3 separate regions of the Homo sapiens genome follow, and regions 1 and 3 are each linked to region 2. A link is a contact called in ENCODE Hi-C or POLR2A ChIA-PET data. All regions are on one chromosome and are shown on one strand. The core of a region is the stretch at or near the end of the contact, and the rest is flanking DNA. Distances in the headings are between cores, read along the strand shown.

Region 1 (3,675 bases), core at 1,129-3,628, 230 kb after region 2:
CAAACAAACAAAAAAAGTTCATAATAGTAGTCTGAACTATTGTAAGTAGAGAGGTAGATAAGCAACTACCATTTTACAATCATTTCTATGACTGCAATAGTTATACTTTTTAAATTTAAAGCTGGGATGGATTAAAATACAAATAATGCAAAATATTCCCCTGATATTTATTGAAATATATCCTCTGATTACGTATAAGAATAAACAAAATTACAATAAAAATTCATCTAGGAATGTGCTAGTACAAAATAGAAGTGTTTTTATCACTTTAAAATTCACATACTAGGCCCTGTGGGATCCAAACATACAAAACAAAGCCCCTTTTCTAAAGGAGTGCCCAGTGCTCTTAGAATAGAGAATGAAATATTAAGTGTATAAAGATGAGAAATGATAATAGCCCCCATGTTCACAGCCCTCAAGAAAAGTCTTCATTTGTTCTATGTGAAACCTATTGCTGGTGCAAACATTTTATTTTGTGTCCCAAAGCAGGCTAAGAATTAATTACAACCTTAATAATAGGACAAGAAAGTTTAAAAACGATCTTTTCCAAAACTCACAGGATTTGGAAAGAAAGCATCTGCTGTAAAGCAAATCAAACAAAACCCCAAAGAAAGGTAATAAAACTGAACTTTCCAAGGAAAAGGAAGCTGTGTTTCTTAATCAGTTTCATTCTTACATTTTGTAAAAAATACTGATCTTAAATATCACTTGGTCTTACAAAATACAATCTTTCATTGCCACTATTTTGTAGATTTTATGAAGAATGTAAAATATTGTCTCTTTCTAAAGGTAGACAAAGGCAACAGTATTTTTCTCCCCACATAGTTCTTACCTACTTGGTCAAAAGAGCTATGACTCTTCATAACCGATCTAATCAAAGTAATGTTTTAATTAATCAAGTTCAATAAAAAGAACTTGAGGAATTTGTTTCTTTTTTTCAATAAATGTCAAAGCTATAACATATAATAAACGTTAAACTAAAAATATATTCCAAAGTCATTACATATGTCTCAAGTTTTCTAAACTTTGGCATATTGACTGGGCCGTGTTCTGAAATGTCATAAAATTTTGTCACGTTTTTCAACTGAATTCAGCAAATCCTCAATGGTGGCCTACTTACACATTTACTACTGTGCTAGCAGTTGATCGCGGCTCCAATAAGATATAAACAGAAATGGAATTAATGGTACAATTTCTGCACACTTCAGGTAAGTGAAACATATATATCACCTTTCCATTCTATTTCAGAACGCGGTATCAGCGGATGCAACAAAGACCACACAGTGTAGCAACGGAGAAATGTTAGCATAAAACAGTTTTGTTTTGTTTTGTTTTTCAATTAAAAATCCTACGTCCCCAGCTGGTTAACTACACACTGCATAAAGTTTACTGTGATGACAACTGTTTCTAAAAAGCAAACCTTTCTTCCCTTCAAAGTGTCCTCCTCCGATCCTTAGGCCATGACTGATTCTAATACTTTTGATCTTAAGACACACAGTGATGACTTTTCTTTGAAAACTAGCAGGTTCGAATGTAGGCCCCAGGTGTCTGCCGTCATGCTTCCGACTCCGGGAAGTGAGGGAAGCCCATCTCCGGTCAGGGTTTACTGTAAGCAGCCCAGAGCCGGAGCACCGACGCAGAGAGACGTGGAAACAGAAAGCGAACGTACTACGGGGCCGCAGCGGGATCCCCGCGCCAGACGCCACCCCGTTAGCAACATATGGGAGAGCAGGGATGGTTCCCAGCCCCTTGACAAGCGCGGCGACGGCTCCGCGGGGCCTGGCGGCGAAGGCGAGGCGAGGCTGCGGCGACGAGGGGCGCGGCGGGCGGGCCGCCGGGGGAGCCCCGCACATTCCTCCCCGCGGCGGAGGCGCACGTGGGGTTCGAGGCCGCAGGGCCTGCAGAGGCGGCCAGAGCAGAGGGCGGCAGGTGCGGGAAAGAAAGAGGACGGGCCCCGGAGGCCGCAAGCCCGAGCAGCGGAGGACGATTCCCGGAGCGGCGGCATGCGGGTCCGCGACCCCGAGGCACCGGCAGCTCGGACAGGGTGGGGGAAGGGAGGGAGGCACCGGGACGCCTAGAGACGGCAGTGTGGGGGTCTGAAGGAGAGACCGGATGGGGGCCCCGAGGGACGCTCGCCGGCGCGGAACTCAGCTCACCGTGCCTCCGTCCTTAATGATGATCTTCTTGGCCAGCATGATACTGCGGTTCGCGGCCCGTTTCTTCTTCTTCCCCTGGGTCATTTTACCATCCTCGATTCCTGGCGCTGCTGCAGCCACTCCCGGGGCGGCAGGCCCCAGCAGCTAGTGCCGTCCCACCACTACTGCCGGGCCGAGCCGCTCTGGGCGCCCGCCGCCATCTTGAGGGCCCGGCCTGCCTCCGGCGGCGCGTCACAATCGTGCGATCAGCCGACGAGCGGGCCCCGCCCCTCCCGCGTGATACCGCCCCGCCCGCTCGCCGCCAGCCCACTCTACAGTAGCCGCGCGGCCAGGGTAACCGCGGGCTCGCGTGGGTGCTGCTGGCTACCTGTACAACTTCGTGCTCCGGCGTCACCAGCTAGCTAAATCCTCGCAACGGTTCTGGGCGATAGGGGCCGTTTTTGTCCCCCTTCTTCAGCAGATGAGGGAATTTGTTTCAAAAAGTTGTTACCTGCTCACGGAAACAGACGTCCTAAGCTATTAACACAATCTCCAGCTGTGTTCTAACCAAGACAGGAACCGAAGGGAACAGTAAAAAATCATTTTCCGTAAGTAATGGGTAACTTAAGAGATAATGTAGTGTTTCAGAAACAGTCTTGTCCTTTTGGTGTTCAGGGACCCCCGCTAGAACTCAGCTGGCTCACGCTTGTTTACCTCCCTAGACCCAGGACCTTTTTTATTCCCTGCCAAAAAAAATACCTTACCTGACCGATGTCACCCTTTGTGGCCCTCTACGTTTTTACTGTATTGTTTAAAAATAAATTTGATGGGAACATTGCTAGAAAGGGCAATTTACACAAGTGGAAGTGGACTTTAAAGTATCACAATGTTAAAATTAGATATTGATAACTACCGTGTTGTATAATAGAATATCCTTTTCCTTAAGAGAAAAACACGAGGGATAGGGATACACCGCATGCTCCCTACTCTCAGATGGTTAGGGAGTAACATGTATGTGTATGTATATGTAGGTGGGGAAAAGAGAGGGACAAAGCAAAATGGCGAATGTTTAAAAGTACTGAAACTAGGTATGGTAGTTCTAAGATATGTTCACAGATTCAATGATATTCCTCCCTGGAAGAGGTGGACTCTAATTCCCCTCCCCTTGAGTGTAGACTAGGCTTAGTGACTCTTGATAGATCAAAACAGAAGTGACAGTATTGACTTCAGAGGCTAGGTCATAAAAGGCACTGCATCTTCCTTTGCGGGTCTCTTTTTCATTCATTTTGGGGCTTGGAGCCTGGGGAAGCCTGCTTCCGTGTTTTCAGGACACTCAAGCAGCCTATGGAGAGATCCAGTTGTCCAGGAACTGTTTGTAGCCTCCTACCAAATGCCACGGAGTGAGTCACTTTGGAAGTAGATCCTCCAACCTTGGTCAAGCCTTTGGCTGACTACAACTTCATGAGAGACCCAGAGGTAGGACCACCTAGCTTAGCCACTCCTGGAATCCTGACTCAGAAACAGTGTAAGATGAAAAGTA
Region 2 (3,972 bases), core at 1,457-3,956:
CCACCGCACCTGGCCTGGTTGTTTTCTAAATGAGCCATTATCTCCCTTCTCCAAAGTTAAGTGAAAGCAATCATATTCATAAGTAGTTTGAAAGGGAATTCGACATAGCCTCTTAGCTATCAAAAGACAGATCTTTATTTAACTCACTTACACAATGATGCTTAAGTATTGAACTGGGAAGTCTCTATCAGTAATAATGAATTTCATTAATTCAATGAATATTTATTGGACAGGTGTGGTGGCTCACACTTATAATCCCAAAACTTTGGGAGGCCAACGTGGGTGGATTGCTTGAGCTTAGGAATTCGAGACCAGCTGAAAAACATGGCGAAACCTTGTCTCTTTAAAAAATACAAAAATTAGCGGGGCATGGTGCTGTGTGCCTATGGTCCCAGCCACGCAGGAGGCTGAGGTGGGAGGACCTGTTGGGCCCAGGAGTTACAGCTTACAGTGAGCAGTGATTGCACCACTGCACCCCCGCCTGGGCAAGAGGGATACCTTGTCTCAAAAAAAAAAAACATAAAAGTAGGGAAACAAGCTCATAGACATTAAGCAACTTGCCCAGAAAGTGGCAAAACCTGGACTTAAACCCAGGTTACTTAAATGGAATGTTAAGTGATACATACCCTGCTGTCTTGGTATCTGCTGTGTGGATTCCACCTTTGATCTTCTCTGGTGTAAAGGTTATTTCTGTTGAGCCAATTTCTGCCCCCTCCAGTTGCCCATCACACAAATCTCGAATCATTTCCAGTCCAGATAAATGTTGAGGCCTTCAGGTCATAATACTGCATCAAAACGTGTGCATTCAGACTGCCTACATCCCCACATTTTATGACAAATTTATAAAACTGCAATGGCAAGAAAACAGCAAGGTCTAACCACAGTAAGTGCCACATCTTCAGTGTCAGCTTCCTTTTGGGTTTTTATGCACCTAGACTACCTGCTAGTATGTATCATTTTAACACTTCCTTGCAGACCAGTTATTTCTGACTATAAATACATACCCTGATATATTGCTGCAAATTAGAAGTGTGCTAAAGAAGAAAACTAATAGTTATTTCAGTGCCACCAGTCTCGCTTGCACTTGACTGAACAATCTATGGTGCCTGTATGGGCTGAACTATGTTCCCCCTAAATTAATATGCTGAGACTGTAACCCTCCGTATCTCAGAATGTGACTATATTTGGAGATAGAGCCTTTAAAGAGATAATTAAGTTAAAATAAGGCCACCATACAATCTTACTGGTGTCCTTATAAAAAAAAAAAAAACTAGAACATACAGAGACGCTAGGGGCAAGGTACACAGAGGAACCACCATGTGAAGAGGCAAAAAGACAGGCCTGGAGCAGATCCTTTTCTCATGGCTCTCAGAGGAAACCAACCTTGTCAGGACCTTGATCTTGGACTTCCAGCCTCCAGAACTGTGAGGAAATAAATTTCTGTTGTTTAAGCTCCACTCTGTGTGTGGCATTTTGTTATGGCAGCCCTAGCAAACTAATACAACACCTACAGCCTAATGAATTGGATTCCCCTGTTGGTGAACTGGAGGGCTGCAAACTATGACAAAGGCAATTAACATTAACATATCAGTAATTGCCTTTTGGTAATTTCAAAACTGTAGACAAAAGACTGAGACCGCTGATTTATTAAAATGTAATAAATACAGAATACATACAAAGCAATCAGTGTGGCTTCAAACCTGGGTCCTCTTCTAGCAGGTGCATGTACCTGAAGCTCAACTAGTGGCATGCCCAGCTACCCAGACAGAAGAAATAAGGTCAAATGTCAAGGTGTTTCCCTCTCCACAACAGATAATTCTGGTCATAACAGCTCTCTGGAGGTATGAATGAAGGCTGGGATAACACATCTCAGGATTCTTTCCTGTTTTATGATTCTAAAACTGACAGCAGAACCAGAATGCACTGGTTATAAAACAGGGTTTCCTCTGGCGTCACAAGCATTTCTGCCCTATCTATCTTGCCAGCTCATACGTGCTGTTCGGATATTTGGAATGCCCGGTGAGGTGAGAAAACATTTTAAAAGCTAGCTCTTCAGCAAATGACACTATTTAGTCAAACAGAGAAAACTCGAGACCATTTCTAAACTCACCCCTCCAGGCTTTCAAGACTTTACAACCCAGGCCACCGCCCAGGCAGAGTGCCCCGCCCTGGATCGCCCATACCTGCGTCTGGGACCTTCTGGGTTCCACCACTCGGACTCCCGATGCCCCAGCCCGGCAGCCCGACCCCCCGATCCCCCAGCTTCACGGCCCAACTCCCCCTCCAGCCAGATTTACCTCAGGCCTGGCGTGCTCCGGCCGGCTCGGATCTTCTGCACCCGCAAGGGGAGGCCTAGGAGACAGCTCAAGGCCGTAGAGACTCTCAGGATCTGGCCGCCCTGCAAAGGTTGGGGTACAGGGAGAAGAGAAGTAAGCACACCGGTGGTGAGAGCTCCCCTCCTTAGTTAGGCTGCAGCCCCGGCCGCTTCGCTCTGTACTCACCCCTTCCATGATGCTGCCATCGACCTCCACCCGCGGCCCCGCCATGGGGGACACCCTGGGGCCCAGCCCGCAGCGACAAAGCCTCCGCCAGAGCGGGAGAAAGAAGAGACGTTGGCTCCCGCCCAGTAGTTCAGAAACCTTGGTTCATGCCTGGGGCGCAGGAGCCTGACGAGAAAGCGGAAGAAGCGGCGCCTCTCGGGACACTGGAGTCAGCAGAAACGAACCCCCGGGTTCGCCCAGTTCCGCAGTCAGTGCGCATGCGCGTAGCTCGGCTTAAAGGAGCCGCGCTGGGAACACTGCGGTCGGGGCGAGGAAGCTGCCGGGGAAGTGAGATGACGGTCGCGGGGGTGCCCAGGAGCCCTGAAAAACTTGTGCCCTGGGCACGGCAAAATCTGCAGGTTGCAGAAAGTCTCAACTGTAAGATAACTCCTCCAGTTATCCCGCAGGCTTGTGCTTTATCTCTGTTTTGTGGGTAAATATGTGTTTATATCTGTTTTCTCGAGGATCCTGGCATACCCCGAGGTGCCGACTTTTAGAGCTGAAGATGCAAGAAAGATTGGGATCCTGCGATGCACCGAACCTGTCTCTCGAAGTGTGTGCGCCCTGGTACATTGATACTCTTGGCCTTTGGTTCCTTGCGGTGTGCGTGTTTGTGTATGCGGAGTGTGTTATCTTTCTTTCTAGGGTGACACACCATTTATTTGAGAGGCGGGAAAGGCAGAATCACTAGTTTAATATTCTGAAAAGCCAAAGTTATGCCATTTTGCTTGAGAGTGAGTGCAAGCTCTTGACTCCCAGGAACAGTGCAGCTAACAATTCACCTCAGGCGAGGGCAGAAGCAATAGCCAGCTTCTTGGTTCTGCCTGTGGCTCAGTTCCTACATAATTGAGTACCAAATAATATGTAAACCTCTAGGGAAGCAAAAAAGAGTAATTCAGCTTCTACCCCCGAAGTTATTGGAGGTATAATGGAGAGACTGAGACGTAATCAATTACAATGTCATCCTCAATAATAATTAACATGTACTGTATTTAGAGTTTATTATGGGGACAATTACAATATATTAATAATATACTGTAACAATAACAGGCAACACTTATTGAGCACTTAGGTGTTGTGCACTGCATGCATTCATAACATGATAAAGTACTTACTGTTTTTACTGTTTTACAGCTTCCTGTGTTAAACAATTTGCTACAAGGTCACACAATTTTAACTAGAAGACTGAGATGTGAACCTGGGTGGTCTGATGTGAACACCACTGTCTGGTAATCCCAACGCTCTGCTGCTTTGCGACAGAGAATGTTTTAGGGAACACACAGACTATGTACTTAACCAAATCTGGAATTTGCCGTAAGATATTAATCAGAGAAGTAATGATACTTGCATTTTAAAATGAAGGCTTTGGCAGTAGGAGAAGGGTGAATAAGAGGCTTAAGAGCCTGAAGGGAGAAATGCCAATGATACAATT
Region 3 (3,458 bases), core at 924-3,423, 130 kb before region 2:
CTTCTCCATTAGCTGGGTTTGATCTTGGACAAGGTACTCGACCTCTCTGGGTTCAGATTCTCCAACTGAAATATGACAAAGCAGGACTGCAGAAGGGTTCTTCCTAGTGAGTGTTCTGTGGAGATACTTCACCAGTCTTGCAAAAGTGGGTCTTTTTTTTCTAATTAAGATGTTTATTTTTAAAACTAAAAGAAAACAGTAAACACAATCAAATACATTCAATATCAAATTTTACCATGCTGCAATTACCAGGCAGCCAAATAACCTCATTTTTCAAAAAATTTAAAGAATTACCTTCAGTTTCTGTATATATTCTAGTAAACATCTCATTGATTGGAAGCCTGTAGCTCTGCATGGGGAATACGTCTAAATGTGAGCCTGCTCTGTTCAGATATTTGTATAAAATGGAACACTGATAGTCCTCACTCGGGTAAATGCCAGGTGAAGCCTAGGTAGACATGTACAGAACATGCTCTCATATCAGGCACGGCAAACAATTTCAAGTCACACTCTGATAATGGATAATGTCTTCAGGGCTTTGAGTACCTCCTTTCCGATTTTTTTTTTTTTCATAATGAATGCATGCAGCTAAAAATTTTCAAGATCCAACTCTAATTAAAAATTTTCTAGTATTCCTCTTTCAAGCATATGAATTACTTCTTTTTTTTTTTTAATGGAGTTCTGCTCTTGTTGCCCAGGCTGGAGTGCAATGGCGCGATCTCGGCTCACCACAACCTCCGCCTCCCGGGTTCAAGTGATTCTCCTGCCTCAGCCTCCTGAGTAGCTGAGATTACAGGCATGTGCCACCATGCCTGGCTAATTTTGTGTTTTTAGTACAGACGGGGTTTCTCCCTGTTGGTCAGGCTGGTCTCGAACTCCCGACCTCAGGTGATCCGCCCACCTTGGCCTCCCAAAGTGCTGGGATTACAGGCATGAGCCACCGTGGCCGGCCCCATGAATTAATTCTTAACTGGAAATTATCCTGAGACTGCAAGGATGGCTGTTAAAAAAATCGTTGACACTTAGTAGCAAATACTTATATGTATAAATAAGTAGTTTCACCTATTGAGAAAAACAGAAACAATGCTGAGAGTAAAATTAACATTATTATCCACAATATTAATTTCAAATGTTTGTATGTACAGTATTAACAAAGCCCATTTCAGTTCTATATAACACACTTTGTTTTACTCAGTAACTTTAAGAAAATTAGTTAATGCTTTGCAACACTGATTCTTGCTGTTATTTTTACAATTAGTACCGACTTCATAATTTATCTTTAAGCACATCACAGGTTTTAAATTACTCCATATTAAACTTCCACAAAACTGTGGAAGTCAACCAAGACTTATTTATCAATTAAACAGTCATTCATTTCACAAACACTTATTGAACGCTTAGGATGTGTCAGACATTGTTCTAGATACTGGGGCTATTGTGGAAAATAAGACAAAGTCCTTTCCCTTAAAGGGAGAGATAATAAACTGGTAAATAAATAATTTCAAGTGCTAAAAAAAAGTACATCCCCTTAATTCAGTATATATTGTTTGAAGTAGCAAAAACCGCAATTACTTTTGCACCAACCTAAAATGAAACAAATGGATGTTAGCTTCTTCACACAGAAAGTATATGTTATTCCAAAGCTACTGATAAGATTCAGAAATTTGTGAGTAAATTACTGTAAGCATACACAGTGCATCCCTACTAAATATATAGTACTAAATGCAGTGAGTATGTATGCCTGTGTGTGCAGCTGTGTATGTGTATATAAATTTGAGAGCTTATTTACAACACAAAGGAAGTTTATTATCAGGATGCCAAAAGAAAAAAAGAAAAAAAAACTGAAAAGATTGATGCACCTTAACTTGATAAATCTTCCAGTAATGAAAAGCAAACAGCTAATTTTCCTCGCCCACAGCTAAATGAAACAGGCAAGAAAAGTTAAGAGGTGACACTGCTCTACCCATATGCAGAAGGCTAACAGAATGTCCAGTCTCAAAGAGTCTGAAATTGAAAATGCTGTATGAGTTTAAGGAGCCTGATCTGTTTCAAAGCCACCAAAAATACAAGCCTACAAAGATAAAAGACTGGCCCATTTACAGGCAACATCACAAAAGAGTTGCCTATCAAACTACAAAAGGAAGGAACTGCAAACAGGAAATTGCCCAGCCCCAGCCATGTGCCTCCCCTCCCTTCCTCTCCACTAACTTCTATAAGCAGAAGCAAACACTGCCGTTAGATTTACCAACAAGCCACAGAGAAGGATGACAGAACACTAGTAGCTGACATCTAATATATTATTGGTTCAATAAATATTTAAAGTAAATGCCTTTATTATTTTGAACCAACTTTTTGATAATTTTACCTACATTTTAAATGACATTTATTTAATCTACAGTTTTTTAATGTCAATGTAAAGTAGTTCTGAAATCAGAATTTACAGAATTGTGAGTCAAAATATAAGCAAAATAATATACTTGGTCCAAACAATAAAAACAAAAACAAAATCACAGTTAATTGTCTGGGTATATCAGTGTCCAATGATTTAAACACACACACTGTAACCACTTTTAAATAATACTGTTCTGTTAAAATTTCTGTATACTCAGCAGACGGCTTAATGTTCAAAAATCAATAGGTCCATTATCAGCAGTTCCAATTAAGCACATTTATATTCAGGTATACAGAAGTATTTAATAGAGCATTCTGACATTCTAATGAGTAACAGCAGGAAAGGTCTATGGACTTCCTAATTTTTTACAGAAACTTGGACTGATGGGCATGATTTCTAGTAGTCTGTATCTATTGAAACAAATAGACACAGATAAAATGACTTCATCTTTTTTTTTTTTTTGAGTCAGGGTCTGGGCTGGAGTGCAGTGGTGTGATCACAGCTCACTGCAACCTCAAACTCCTGGCCTCAAGCAATCCTCCAGCCTCAGTCTCCAGGTAGCTGGGTCTACAGGCTCCCACCACTGTACCTGGCTAACTTACTTTTTTAATGGAGGCTAATAGCACTTATCCACTCTAAAATGGTCTAAATATAGGAAACAAATATAAAAACACAAAGTTTTCAAACAGTTAATAAATCTATAAATAAAAACATGAGAATAATCAACCTCATTAATCAAAAAAATGATTACTAAAACAATGAGGTAGCATTTTTCACCAATTAAATTTCTAAAACTGTAATGTTCATACCCAATATGCAAAGTTTACATGAAATTGGAGATTTCACATAATACCAAATTTAGTATAAACTTGCTTAAGTATAGCAATATGCTCCAAGAGTCTTAAAAACTCTGAAATTTAAAATTATTTACCCTATTTCTGGCACTCTAAAGACAAAAATCCACGAAAAGAAACACTTATAATATAGAAAGAGATGTGTTACATTATAAAAAATTTTGAAAGAAATCTAAAATGTTAAACAATGGTATTCTCTCTAAATGAAATAT

The links. A loop is a pair of places that touch in the nucleus more often than their neighbours do. ChIA-PET counts read pairs that join two places held with the same protein, here RNA polymerase II (POLR2A). Pooled maps may share reads with other maps.
Region 1: a map of B cell shows a loop between it and region 2 (12-fold over the local background). The contact joins the promoter of SLC71A1 here to the promoter of RTCA in region 2. A Hi-C loop is called at or near these places in 16 of 168 maps with a recorded cell type or tissue (B cell, CD14-positive monocyte, CD4-positive, alpha-beta T cell and 12 more), 23 of 37 single-sample maps with no recorded cell type and 29 of 50 pooled maps. POLR2A ChIA-PET finds 5 or more read pairs at or near these places in 14 of 52 experiments (CD4-positive, alpha-beta T cell, CD4-positive, alpha-beta memory T cell, HEK293 and 10 more).
Region 3: a loop to region 2 is called in a map of natural killer cell, with 3 times the contacts of the local background. The contact joins the enhancer-like site here to the promoter of RTCA in region 2. A Hi-C loop is called at or near these places in 3 of 168 maps with a recorded cell type or tissue (CD8-positive, alpha-beta T cell, naive thymus-derived CD4-positive, alpha-beta T cell and natural killer cell) and 9 of 50 pooled maps. POLR2A ChIA-PET finds 5 or more read pairs at or near these places in 10 of 52 experiments (CD4-positive, alpha-beta T cell, CD8-positive, alpha-beta memory T cell, T-cell and 5 more).

What each region holds. Positions count from the first base shown.
Region 1 is chr1:100,036,798-100,040,472 of GRCh38, reverse strand. SLC71A1 (solute carrier family 71 member 1) reads right to left here and starts at 2,378. Exons shown (of 12, transcript NM_033055.3): 1 at 2,157-2,378. The coding sequence starts at 2,240. LOC124904230 (a long non-coding RNA gene) reads left to right here and starts at 2,465. Exons shown (of 7, transcript XR_007066251.1): 1 at 2,465-2,743. RefSeq lists silencers at 1,752-1,941, 2,402-2,581 and enhancers at 2,062-2,341, 2,304-2,906.
Region 2 is chr1:100,264,950-100,268,921 of GRCh38, reverse strand. It overlaps RTCA (RNA 3'-terminal phosphate cyclase), which reads right to left and starts at 2,706. Exons shown (of 11, transcript NM_003729.4): 1 at 2,502-2,706; 2 at 2,298-2,398; 3 at 627-770. The coding sequence starts at 2,546. It overlaps RTCA-AS1 (RTCA antisense RNA 1), which reads left to right and starts at 2,748. Exons shown (of 3, transcript NR_110435.1): 1 at 2,748-2,918; 2 at 3,005-3,093; 3 at 3,675-3,972. RefSeq lists enhancers at 2,538-2,897, 2,466-3,015.
Region 3 is chr1:100,399,251-100,402,708 of GRCh38, reverse strand. All of the region lies in intron 4 of CDC14A (cell division cycle 14A), which reads right to left. Among named protein-coding and RNA genes, the nearest start is that of CDC14A, 48 kb to the right of the region's middle. Within about 2 kb of position 2,173, at least 12 of the 41 ENCODE cell types and tissues checked have a DNase peak (open chromatin) inside an H3K27ac peak, as active enhancers do; they include CD4-positive, alpha-beta T cell, CD8-positive, alpha-beta T cell and natural killer cell, where a contact is called at or near this core.